Linked DNA regions of Homo sapiens: region 1 is linked to region 2. A link is an interaction called in ENCODE POLR2A ChIA-PET data of the cell type or tissue named here. Cell type or tissue: Panc1. All regions are shown on one strand. Links, peaks and the distances in the headings refer to the core of each region. The heading gives the core; the rest is flanking DNA.

Evidence for each region. Peaks named below come from ENCODE experiments on the same cell type or tissue, not always from the same donor. Only the 100,000 strongest peaks of a DNase experiment are listed, where the experiment ranks them.
Region 1: POLR2A ChIA-PET joins it to region 2 with 6 read pairs; 2 of 35 experiments call an interaction of 5 or more read pairs at or near these places.

What each region holds. Positions count from the first base shown.
Region 1 is chr3:15,583,949-15,590,049 of GRCh38, reverse strand. HACL1 (2-hydroxyacyl-CoA lyase 1) reads left to right here. Exons shown (of 17, transcript NM_012260.4): 5 at 438-510; 6 at 3,448-3,525; 7 at 4,708-4,802. Among named protein-coding and RNA genes, the nearest start is that of HACL1, 15 kb to the left of the region's middle. In Panc1, for the core only: no CTCF peak of the experiment used is centred there; no DNase peak of the experiment used is centred there.
Region 2 is chr3:15,707,608-15,713,708 of GRCh38, reverse strand. ANKRD28 (ankyrin repeat domain 28) reads left to right here. Exons shown (of 28, transcript NM_001349278.2): 10 at 68-182; 11 at 1,487-1,569; 12 at 2,435-2,498; 13 at 3,973-4,041; 14 at 5,645-5,785. It also overlaps a transcript of BTD not described here. Among named protein-coding and RNA genes, the nearest start is that of MIR3134, 13 kb to the right of the region's middle. In Panc1, for the core only: no CTCF peak of the experiment used is centred there; no DNase peak of the experiment used is centred there; H3K27ac peaks cover 1,623 bases.

The DNA.
Region 1 (6,101 bases), core at 623-5,622, 120 kb after region 2:
TCTTTCTTTTTTTTTGAGACAGAGTCTTGCTCTGTTGCCCAGGCTGGGGTGCAGTGGCACAATCTCGGCTCACTGTAACCTCTGCTTCCCAGGTTCAAGCAATTCTTCTACCTCAGCCTCCCAAGTAGCTGGGATTACAGGCGCCCACCAGCACGCCTGGCTAATTTTTGTATTTTTTGTAGAGCTGGGGTTTCACCATGTTGGCCATGCTGGTCTTGAACTCCTGATTTCAAGTGATCCACCCACCTTGGCCTCCCAAAGTGCTGGATTACAAGGGGTGAGCCACCTCACCCAGCCTTAATCTACAGTTTCTAAGAAAAAAATATAATATTCTCTCCCTTTAACATTTATTATTTGTTGTGAATTAGACACTGTGTTTAGTGTTTTACATGATGATCTAATTTGTAATTATCTTGTTAAAAAAATGATTGTTTCAGGCCCTTGCTTGTGATTGGTGGTTCCTCTGAAAGAAACCAAGAAACAATGGGAGCTTTCCAGGAGTTTCCTCAGGTATCCAACTTTAAGATTTTGGTTTTTTTTATTTTTAATTTTTGAAACAGGATCTTGCTTTGTTGTTGAGGCTGCAGTGCAGTGGTGCCATCTCAGCTCACTGCAGTCTTGACCTCCTGACCTCAAGCAATCTTCCCACCTCAGCCTCCCAAGCAGCTGGGACTACAGGTTCACACCACCATGCCTGGCTAATTTTTGAGTTTTTTGTAGAGACGAGGTTTCACCATGTTGCCCAGGCTGGTCTTGAACTCTTGAGCTCAAGCGATCCACCTGCCTCAGCTTTCCAAAGTGCTGGGATTACAAGCATGAGCCACCGCACTTGGCCTGCAACTCTTAAGATTTTAGTAACACAATACATACACACCATTAAGAGGTAGAGAGAAGATATAAAAAAGCCTCCTGTTTGCAAAATAAAATAAATAAATTAGAAGTACCTGAAGTAACTTAAAGGTAATTATCTTGAGCTACTATAAGACAACTTCAGGGTGGATATTAAGGGTGAGCTTAGGCCCTGCTTAGAAACAAGCTTTCAAGAAATACACCTTTGTGACAGGATTTTAAGCTCTGAAAATAGGCTCTTAAAGGAGTCAAGAAGATGTAGGAATAAAAATGATTTTGGACTATGCCTCCCAGACTTTAGGGAAATAAGAGGAAAAAACTTACTCAAAATGATTATCAGTAGACTCTGGACAAGTATATTTTTATTTTAGAAGGAGGAAAGAAAGCATGTCAAAATTAAAAGAAACTTGAAAGAATATGTCAACAAAATGCTACAGTTTTAAGAATAAAGCTGGACACGTGGTTCGTAACTGTATTCCTAGCTACTCAGCTACTAGGCTGAGGAGGGAGAATTGCTGGAGCCCAAATGTTTGAGACCAAACATATGTCTGTACAACATATTCAGGTCTTATCTCTGTCTTTCTTTCTTTCTTTTTTTTTTCTTTTTTGAGACAGGATATGGCTGTGTTGCCCAATCTGCAGTGCAGTGGCGCAGTCTTGGCTCACTGCAGCCTTTACCTCCTAGGCTTAAGCCATCCTCCCACCTCAGCCTCCTAAGTGGCTGGGACTATAGGCACACGCCACCATGCCCAGATAATTTTTGTACTTTTTGCAGAGACAGTGTTTTGCCATGGTGCCCAGGCTGGTCTTGAACTCCTGACCTCAAGTGATCCACCACCTTGGCCTCCCAAAGTACTGGGATTACAGGCGTGAGCCACCACACCCATCCAAGATACCGTGTCTTTAGAAAAAACAGTTGTTGGAAACAAATAGCTGAAAGTGAATGATTGACACTTAAGATATAAATATATTTGAGCATTTACAGGACAAAGTTAAAATCATTAGACAGCCGGGCATGGTGGCTCACCCCTGTAATCACAGCACTTTGGGAGCCCCAAGCGTGTAGATCACCTGAGGTCAGGAGTTTGAGACCAGCCTGGCCAACATGGTGAAACTCTGTCTCTACTAAAAATACAAAAATTAGCTGGGCTTGGTGGTGGGTGCCCGTAATCCTCGCTACTTGGGAGGCTGAGGCAGGAGAATCACTTGAACCCAGGAGGCAGAGGTTACAGTGAGCCGAGATCGTACCACTGTACTCCAGTCTGGGTGACAAGAGTGAAACTCCATCTCAAAAATAAATACATAAATAAAATCATTAGACAAAGTCTATTTGTAAATCAGAAATCATTACTGAGAACTTCAAAAAATAAAATTTCATATATGATAAACTAAAATACTGAACTCTAGTATAAGTTAATGCAAAAGTTATATTTTTATACTCTTAGAAGGGAATCGAAGTTTTATTTAGTTAATAGTAGACGATAACAGTTATTTAAAAGATGCTTATGTGTTTGGAAAATAAGTAGAGCAGATTAAGTTAATTAAAAGGAAATCTAAAGTTACTGCAGAAACTATATACGTGAAAAAGAAAACAGGATAAATGTCCACTACATATTTTTTTCCTGAAATGGAAAATAATAGTTTATTAGATCAAATTTAAAAACAGAAGAGAAAGAATCCAAGTATCTGGTTTTTGTGGAAGTCCTTAAAACTAAAGGGCATGAACATAGACTGAAAATCGGAGGGTGATCTTAATTTTGTCATGCCTGTGGGACTATCAGCTTTTCATAGATTTCATACTAAAACATCAAGAGAAACAGTTTCTATATAATGCCTCAAGATATATAGATCTGAGGCATTTTCCTGAAATGGAAAATAATAGTTTATTAGATCAAATTTAAAAACAGAAGAGAAAGAATCCAAGTATCTGGTTTTTGTGGAAGTCCTTAAAACTAAAGGGCATGAACATAGACTGAAAATCGGAGGGTGATCTTAATTTTGTCATGCCTGTGGGACTATCAGCTTTTCATAGATTTCATACTAAAACATCAAGAGAAACAGTTTCTATATAATGCCTCAAGATATATTAAACAGTGAAAAATTATCACTACTGAATTCATATATTCGAAACACCATAGCAAGAAAGTATATAAAAGGAACACTGGCAGAAATGTAAGAATAGATTATTATTATAACAAAATCTAACAGATGAAGTTTTATATTCTTATCTGTGAAATTGCTGGATCCAAAGATATGCTGATTTAAATTTTTTGTAGATTTTAACTTCCTTTCCCATTTATAGTCTCACCAGCAGTTTATAGAAGTGCCTATTTTCCTGTGTTGTGTTAGATGGTGGGTATTATCAGACTTTTGCATCTTTGCCAAAAGATTTTGCATCTTTGGTATGATACGCTTCCTGAATCATACCAAGGCAAAACTTTGTACTTTGAATAGGCTTTTAAGGGACAGTCTAGGCAATATATTTTCTCCATCTTGCCTCTAAACATAAAAGAAATTAATGACTTAACATTTTGTCTTCTTTCAGGAGAGTAACATGATTGTGAGCTGAATTTTAAGTGATTTTCATTTTCCATGTAGGTTGAAGCTTGTAGATTATATACCAAGTTCTCTGCCCGCCCAAGCAGCATAGAAGCTATTCCTTTTGTTATTGAAAAGGTACAGTATTTAATAACAAGCTCTCCAAGTCAACTGATTTTTCTCAGTTGCTCATACTTACTGTTATTTTTATTCTCAAAAGAATGAGTGACAATTAGGAACATACCCAGGCAGTTAAAAATGGCATTGTTAGAAAGCTATTTACATTTTAGTGTTCACTGTCATTACATTTAATTATAGAGAGGTAAAATAAGTTATTTTTGGAAAAAGTTTCTCCTGTGTTTTAGTTTTTAAAATTACCTTTTTAATTATACAAAAGTAAAGAGAAAGGTTTATAATGAACCCTTGAGTACCTTTTCTCTTGTGCTTTTGCAAAAGATTATTTTTGAAAATTGGGATTAAACCAAAACCCTCTAAGACCCTCCGTTAGTTAATTAATACAGCATACAGGTTGATTATTCCTTACCTGAAATGCTTTTCAGAAGTGTTTCTGACTGCAGATTTTTTCAGATTTTAGAATATTTGCATATATATAATGAGACATCTTGGGGATGTGACCCAAGTCTAAATATGAAATTCATTTATTTTTCATATGTACCTTATACACATAGTCTGATGATTATTTTTCCCTTGGGGATGCTGAATAAACTGTTTAGACACCTGCATTTTGACTGTGAGCTGTCACATGAGGTCAGATATGGAATTTTCCACCTGTATCATCTTCTTGGCACACACTAAGTTTCACATTTTGGAAGATTTTGGATTTTTGGATTACAGATACTCAACCTGTATTATAAATTATAATCAGCATTTATACGTGAAATTACATTTTAGCTGTTTCAAAACCAGGAGTTACAGAAACCATTTGATACGTGTAACAGCATCACAGTTTCTGAAAACACTGCCAGATTACTAAGATTAGGAAGCAGATGAAAGTACATATTACAGTGCAAAAACTTGGCAGGCAGAGCCGGGTGAATAATTTCCCAAGCTAAAGTGTAATAGAACATGAATTTTAAAGCCCTAAATGAATACTTTCTTATCTCTCTCCCTTTTAAACAAAAAATCTTTAAAAATGTAGTCAATAGAGGACATTTCGATTTTCATCATAATTATTTTTTTCTCCACAAGGATGTCCAGAAAAATGAAAAGTGTTCATTTTCCAGTTTTAAATTATCTTTGAGTAGAATATGATAAGACTGAGATTTTACAAATCTTTTCTTCTACTTGTAATGAACGTAGGCAGTGAGAAGCAGTATCTATGGTCGTCCAGGTGCTTGCTATGTTGACATACCAGCAGATTTTGTGAACCTTCAGGTGAATGTGAATTCTATAAAGTGAGTAATAGTTATGCTGGAATTCTTTCTTCAATGTACATGTATTATCATAATGCCTACCTTTTTAGAAGAATTTACCCAGCAGTTTATAAGTTAATTTCCATTTGTCTTAACTTGATTATTTAGTAATTAAACTGAATCCTAGCCAAAGGGTTAATTTTCTTAATTAAAATGATATTAGTAGTTATTTATGGATTTAATTACTAAACCAAATACTTAGAACTTCCTGAACTCCTCGTTGAAAATATTCCTCCAGTAACCATAAATATACATCCCTCGTTAATGTAATATGGGTCCTTGAGAATCTTTATAATGTAAGCCAAGAGGTTGGGTGATTATTAAAAAGTATTAGGACTCAGGATAAAAAACATCTAGCTGTCTCTCTCTGTGGTTAACAAATATTCCAGTATAGAGGTTTCTATGATTTCTCATATTCTCATATTTCTTAAATAAACACTAAGTGAAAAGAAGTACAAAAAGCATTTTTCACTGGTATCTAAATCATCCCCTGATAGAGATAGGTACTTAGGGTTAAAGCATCATGGGTACTGTTTAGTGCGTTTCTGCTGTTGTGGACCAAATGGTTCTCTAGTGACTACAGAGAGTCAGTGGGTCTTACTGTATACTCTGTGTACCAAAGAGTGATTTTTTTTTCAATTTGAGACTGAGTCTCTCCCTGTTGCCCGGGCTGGAGTGCAGTGGCACTATCTCAGCTCACTGCAACCTCTGCCTCCTGGGTTCAAGCGATTCTCCTGCCTCAGCCTCCCAAGTAGCTGGGATTACAGGCGCCCGCCACCATGCTTGGCTAATTTTTGTATTTTTAGTAGAGACAGGGTTCCATCATGTTGGCCAGGCTGGTCTCGAACTCCTGACCTTGTGATCCACCAACCTCGGCCTCACAAAGTGCTGGGATTACAGGCATGAGCCACCGTGCCCAGCCAGGAGTGATTTTTTATTTCGGAGAGTCAGATAAAAAAGACACTTGTTTATTCTGCCTAATACCTGAACATGATAATCAAAATACTACTAAGGGGAGGAGGGTAAGCTCAGGTAAGTTAACTCTGTAAGCCTTCTTCTAAATTTTATACAGATTGTCCTTTTTTATTATATGTCTAAATATTTTGACAATATGTCTAAATTTTATACAGTATAATTTATATTAATTAGAATAAATGAAATAGCACAGGACTTGGTGTCCAGAAATACTTAACTGTGACAGTTTGAATATTTCTTTTACTAATGCATATTATGATACTAAAATATTAACACCCAGTGAGTGGAACTGTAGTGGGGCTGGGT
Region 2 (6,101 bases), core at 465-5,464:
TTTCATGTAGTACGTTTGACCTGATCTTTATATGGTCCAGTGTCTGACAGTAAGTCCTATATTGCAGGAGCTGTAATCGACTGTGAGGATAAGAATGGAAATACCCCTTTGCACATAGCAGCACGGTATGGCCATGAGCTGCTGATCAACACTCTTATTACAAGTGGTGCTGACACTGCAAAGTAAGTACTTACCGAGGTGTTGATAACTGATACAGGCAAGCACAAAGGGAAGTGAACTGCAGTTTTCTAGACATTTCACGTGGAAATGTGGATTTTATCCTCAATGTTGTATTAATTGCTTGAACTTTCTTTTGTATTGACAAAGTGGTAGGTTAAAATGTTTAAATACAATTTTATTTGGTAAGCCAGTGTATTTTTATGTATGTTACCCCAGTTCTTTCTCACTTTGAGTAATAACGCAGTTTTGATCAGAGCTGTTAATTTTTGTGATCTCTTTATTTTTAACCTAGAAGTACTTAAAAGTCCCAGAAAGCTGTATGTGCCAGATGCTTTTTTTTAATCCAAATACTATCTGTAGATAATACTTTTCAGGCTGTGCTGTGCCAAGCTCAGGGATTCCTTGGAATCCTACGAAGGAGTTCTTACCCCCACCCCCATTTTGGTCAGAACAGTTTGCTTGTATTTATTTTATAAATTAAAGTTCCCATTGTAATATTTTGTTTGAAAGATGAGTCCTCCTGCTAATGCTCTGCAAGAAACACCATACTTAAATTTATGTTTATCATTCTTTGTATCACATTTACATGTGTTCATTAACAAGTTTTAAATCTTTTTTACTTTCTGTAATGGTATGGTACTGCACCTATCTGTTTTGTAACTTTTTCCAAAAAAATTACATGAGCTTATTAATTTAGCCATCTAGATAGAAATTTAGGCCTTCTTTCACATCTGTACAAGTTGCTCTAGTTCATTTATTTTATAGAATTATTGTATAAAGATTTCACAATATATTCATTCTCCTTATTTGCAAATACAAGTTGCTTACAGTTTTTCACTATTACAGAATTACTACAATAAATATTCTTGAACATGTTGCATTATGGAAATGTTTCAATGGTGGGGTGACAGGGTAGTGAATTTTGCTCCCTAAGCAAATGTCCAGATACATTTTTGGTTGTCACAATTTGGGGAGGAAGGTGTTAATGTTAATGACATCCATTGGGTAGAGCCCAGGGATGCTGCTGAACAGCCTGTAAGCCTGTATGCACAGAATGGCTTCTCACGTTTCCCCAGCAAAGTCCATAATGACAGTAGTGCTGAAGGTGAGAAACCTGACTTTTGGAGAAAAATAGCTGGCTAATAAGTTATGCCCACCATCAAACTTTAACCAAATTACTCTCCGAAGTGTTAGACATTTTGGCTCTTAGTTATCTTTCACTTAAGTGGTCTCTTTGTAATGTATTTAACTGATTGTATTTTTCTTGTGTTAAAATGAAGATACTGTCCTGTTCTATTAACTTTAGGCGTGGCATACATGGAATGTTCCCCCTCCATTTGGCAGCCTTAAGCGGCTTTTCAGATTGCTGCAGAAAACTTCTTTCTTCAGGTAAGTGTAACCTTTGCAGCCTTTTGTATGTCTCCTCAAACCCCTCAAAATTTTTAGATGGTCTCTATCCTGCTTTTTAAAAATTAATGCAGATGGGTCCAGTATGGATAATTTAATAACCCCTTTTAGAACGTGTTGGGTTCAGGTCTGGCGTGGTGGCTCATGCCTGTAATCCCAGCACTTTGGGAGGCCGAGACAGGCAGATCACTTGAGGTCAGGAGTTCAAGACCAGCATGGCCAACATGGTGAAAGCCCATCTCTACTAAAAAAAAAATACAAAAAAAAATTAGCTGGGCGTGGTGGTGAGCACCTGTAATCCCAGCTACTTGGGAGGCTGAGGCAGGAGAATCGCTTGAACCCAGGAGGCAGAGGTTGCAGTAAGCCGAGATTGTGCCACTGCACACTAGCCTAGGAGACAGAGCGAGACTCTGTCTCAAAAAAAAAAAATACAGAAAACCTCTTCATCCCCTGTTAAAGAAAGACCATTAGCAGTTAATCTCCATTTCTTTCTTCCCTCAGCCCTAGGCAACCACTAATCTACTTTTCATCTCTATAAAATTTGCCTGTTCTGAACAGTTCCTATAAATGGACTCACCCAACATGTGATCTTCTGTGACTGGCTTGTTTCACTTAATATAATGTTCTCAAGGGTTATTCATGGAACAGTATCAGTACTTTATTTCTTTTTATTGCTAAATAATACTCCATTGTATCCTATTGCCTTTTAAACAGGCACTCTAGCACTTAAGAACCCATAGTTTTGTTTGGGATTGGAGGGGAGGATGTGATTCTTGATGTTTCATGACACAATTCTTTAGTGTAAAATAATATGTCTGTTATAAATAAGATGTATTCATTCTTGTAGGATTTGATATAGATACCCCAGATGATTTTGGCAGGACTTGTCTACATGCAGCTGCAGCTGGAGGGTATGTTAATAGTATTTTTATTTCTTTAAGAAAAGATAGCTGGTCATGGCAGGTTTTCTCTTATCTTTGTTCTTTTTTATTAATTCTGGGCTGCCAGAAAATAGAAAACAAAACAGGAGTTGTTTGGGAAAAAAAAGTCCAGGGTGGCAGAATACTTTTTTTCATCTTATTCCAGCCAAGTTGTAGGTTATGAGTGAGAGAGAGAGAGAGAATAAACCTACAAAAGGAAATACTGCCTTCTGTAAAAGAACATAATTTCTGGATAAGTAAAACTATTTCTTTAAAAAGTATGTTCTCAAATGAGAACATCAAAATACTGGGAATATTCTGAATAATACAAGTACTCTTTAAGTAGATTTGTTAATTTTTTTTTCCCCCAGGAAAAAAATGTTCATTTTGTGCTGTGTCTTACCTCTACTAGGAAGAGGAAAGTTTGAGATTGGAAGATTTTGGACTAAGTTTTAAATAGTACCACCAGGGAAAAATTAGGCAGTTGGTTCATACGAGCAACAAACTTCAGCTAAAACTCATGGCCTCTGGAACATGCTTCTTATCTAATGCTTCTGATAATTTAGATCTGTGATAAGCCATTTAATTCATGATTTCTCAAAAGGACATTTTGCAAAAACGTTATTCTCAATGATAATTTCTTAAAAATTTTCAGTGATTTCAGAGGACGAGTACGTTGAACCAAGAGTACACCAGCACAGTCTAAGTTGTAGAGATGGATTGTGAGCATGTGACTGGTTTTCTTGTTCTTCCAAGGTCGCCAGAGAACCTTCCAGTTAAAACCTAACTTCCACGTAACTTGCCTACAGAGAGAGGGACAACAGACTTGAGTGTCTGATCACTTGACAGTTACAGTTTTCATTGTAACATAGTAATTTGATGTTGAGGTTTATACAGTTAAATTACAGAAATACTTAAGTTATATCCTTTCCTCCAGTATTAACTAAAGATACATATATGTAAACAGTCATAGTATAGGAGAAGATAAGGGAAAGCTGACAGGACTCATGCAGTGGCTCACAGCTGTAAGCTTAACTACTCAGGAGGCTGAGACTTGGAGGATCGCTTATATCCAGGAGTTGGAGGCTGCCGTTAGCTATGGTTGCATCACTGGACTCTAGCCTAAACTATAGAGTGAGGCTCTGTTTCAAGAAAAAAAAAAAAACCTATAAGCAAGTTGTTTCCTAAAGCCTCCTCAGAATCTCTTTTGCAAATGTGATCTTCCTTTTAAACAATGACAACATGAATCGTGTGTTATTTCCTCAGTGTGCCAATATGTAAGTATATAACTTTCTAAATTCTAGATAAGATGAATTTCAATGTTTTATTCTTCATAGAATGTAAATCATCATTTTTGTCACATTTATCTTCATATAAAAACATGCTTTCATGCTTCTTTAAACCTACCAATTTCATTATAAAATCACTGTCAATTAAGTTTTCTAACTGTATTTTCTCTCAATAGGAATTTGGAGTGCCTAAACCTTCTGCTGAATACTGGTGCAGACTTTAATAAAAAGGACAAATTTGGGAGGTAGGGTATGATACAGTTTCTTTATGGAGCCTATTTTTACTTAATAACTTGATTGACCTTCTAACTGGCTTCTGAAAATTAACTGAACAATTTAGCATCTTGTACACTGATCATGATTCATTGAGAGTCCCAGCTGAAGTCAGTAACTTCCAAATATTCGTTCTCACCCACAGTTTTCTTCTTGAGTCCCTACCACAGCCCTAGCCTACCAACCACAGCCTTGGCCTTATAAATGCCTCTATACTTGCTATCACTTCCCCCCCTCCAAAAATTATGACTATGGAAATGTAAAGCCCCATAGAACCTATGTTTTTTCAAGAAACTCACAATACCTAGAAAATAATGATACAGTTCTCCTTTCTCCAAGTCATTTCTTGGTGAGGGATTCTACTGCCCATATCTTGTTCCAGAGCAGTAGTAAGAGGGAGGAAATAGGTTATAAATATATATGTGTAATTTTTCTTTCTCCTCTTCTATATAAATCTCTCACACACATATATCCACACATCCCACTAAGTATTTCACAACAGGAAGGCAGCTGTGAAATGACAGTCTTTGTAGTCATTCAGCAGGCCTCATTGTTGAGTATTTGTGGTAGCAGTATTTAAAACTACTGTTAAGTTACTTAGAGTAGGAATTGACACAGAGTGCATTAGAACCATACAGGAAAGAATTGAAGGCAGTTGGAATTGGTTTGAAAGAGATGACAGTATAAGCAAAACTGTGTGTGTCAACAGTTTGAGAATTATACATAGCAAAGTGTATGAGAAGGAAGGGTGTATGTCAGAAGAAAATGTGTGAATATATGTCAATGCATGTGATAGAACCAGTGCAGAAGAGAAGTAAAAAGAATTATGCATGGTAGGAAATCAGAAATGAATAGAAGAAAATAAAAACTATTTGACACCATAATTACTTTGAAGAACAGATTGCTCTCATAAGCCTACTTAATGGAAAGAACTAATGACCCACAAAAATAAAAAAATCACTTTGGCTTTGGAATGCAATATTTTTATAGCTAATTTGCTTTTATAATTATACTTTAATCCAGTTTATATTAATTTTTAGTACTTCAGGCATTCTATACTACAAATAACAGAGAGGGCTTCTGAAAAATGCTTTGAGTTGAGAGGGTTGAAAGTAATTCAGGGTTAATTACATTTTTTTTAATGTTTCTTCTATTTTTTTCTCTTACCTTTTGTTCTTCTTCTGAGACATGAATAGAAATTGCTACCTCTGTACTGTGGAACATTTTTATTAATGTAGGGGAAACTTTCCTAAAATGAAAGTTTTCACATTTCTGAGCAGAATATGAAGGTTATTTGAAAGTCACTCAAAGGACTGGGACTGGGATTGCTGCTACTGCCTGGAGGCGATGAAATAACTGCATTTTCATCTTATTTCATATACTTAAAGGTTCTCTGCCACCTTGCTTTCTTCTTCTAGCTTTATGTCCAGTCCTCCGCAAGACTTAGTATATGGTAGTCTAAGTCTCACTGTAAATAAAGTATTTGTAACTGGGAGGAGTAAGAGTCAACTATGCTTTTGTTTACTAGTTATGTCTCTGGCTTTTATCTTTCTTGTATTAACTTGGACCCAAAAGATCTCCACTGCACTACGCTGCTGCCAACTGCAATTACCAGTGCCTGTTTGCTCTTGTGGGATCAGGAGCAAGTGTGAATGACCTTGATGAAAGAGGCTGCACACCCCTGCACTATGCAGCTACATCAGACACAGATGGCAAGTAAGTACCATAGGAGTGAGAGTGGAGGATCAATATTTCTATAAACTGGCATCTTCCATATGGATGTTTTTGTTGCAAATTTGTGTTTCCTCTTTGTATTTTTTGTTGATTATCTTTGCCCTAAGTCTATTTTGGGAAATAGATTGGTTTCATAGTTATTGATAAATCATAGTTATTACTACCTATTCTCAGCACCAGCCTTACTAGCTGATCTGGTGGAAGAAAGATAAAGGTCCCTTCTTGTCCTATCTGCCAAAAGAGCATCTTAATATCACTTTTATGTTTTTTTCCACCTGACTTCTTAGAGGCTACAGCC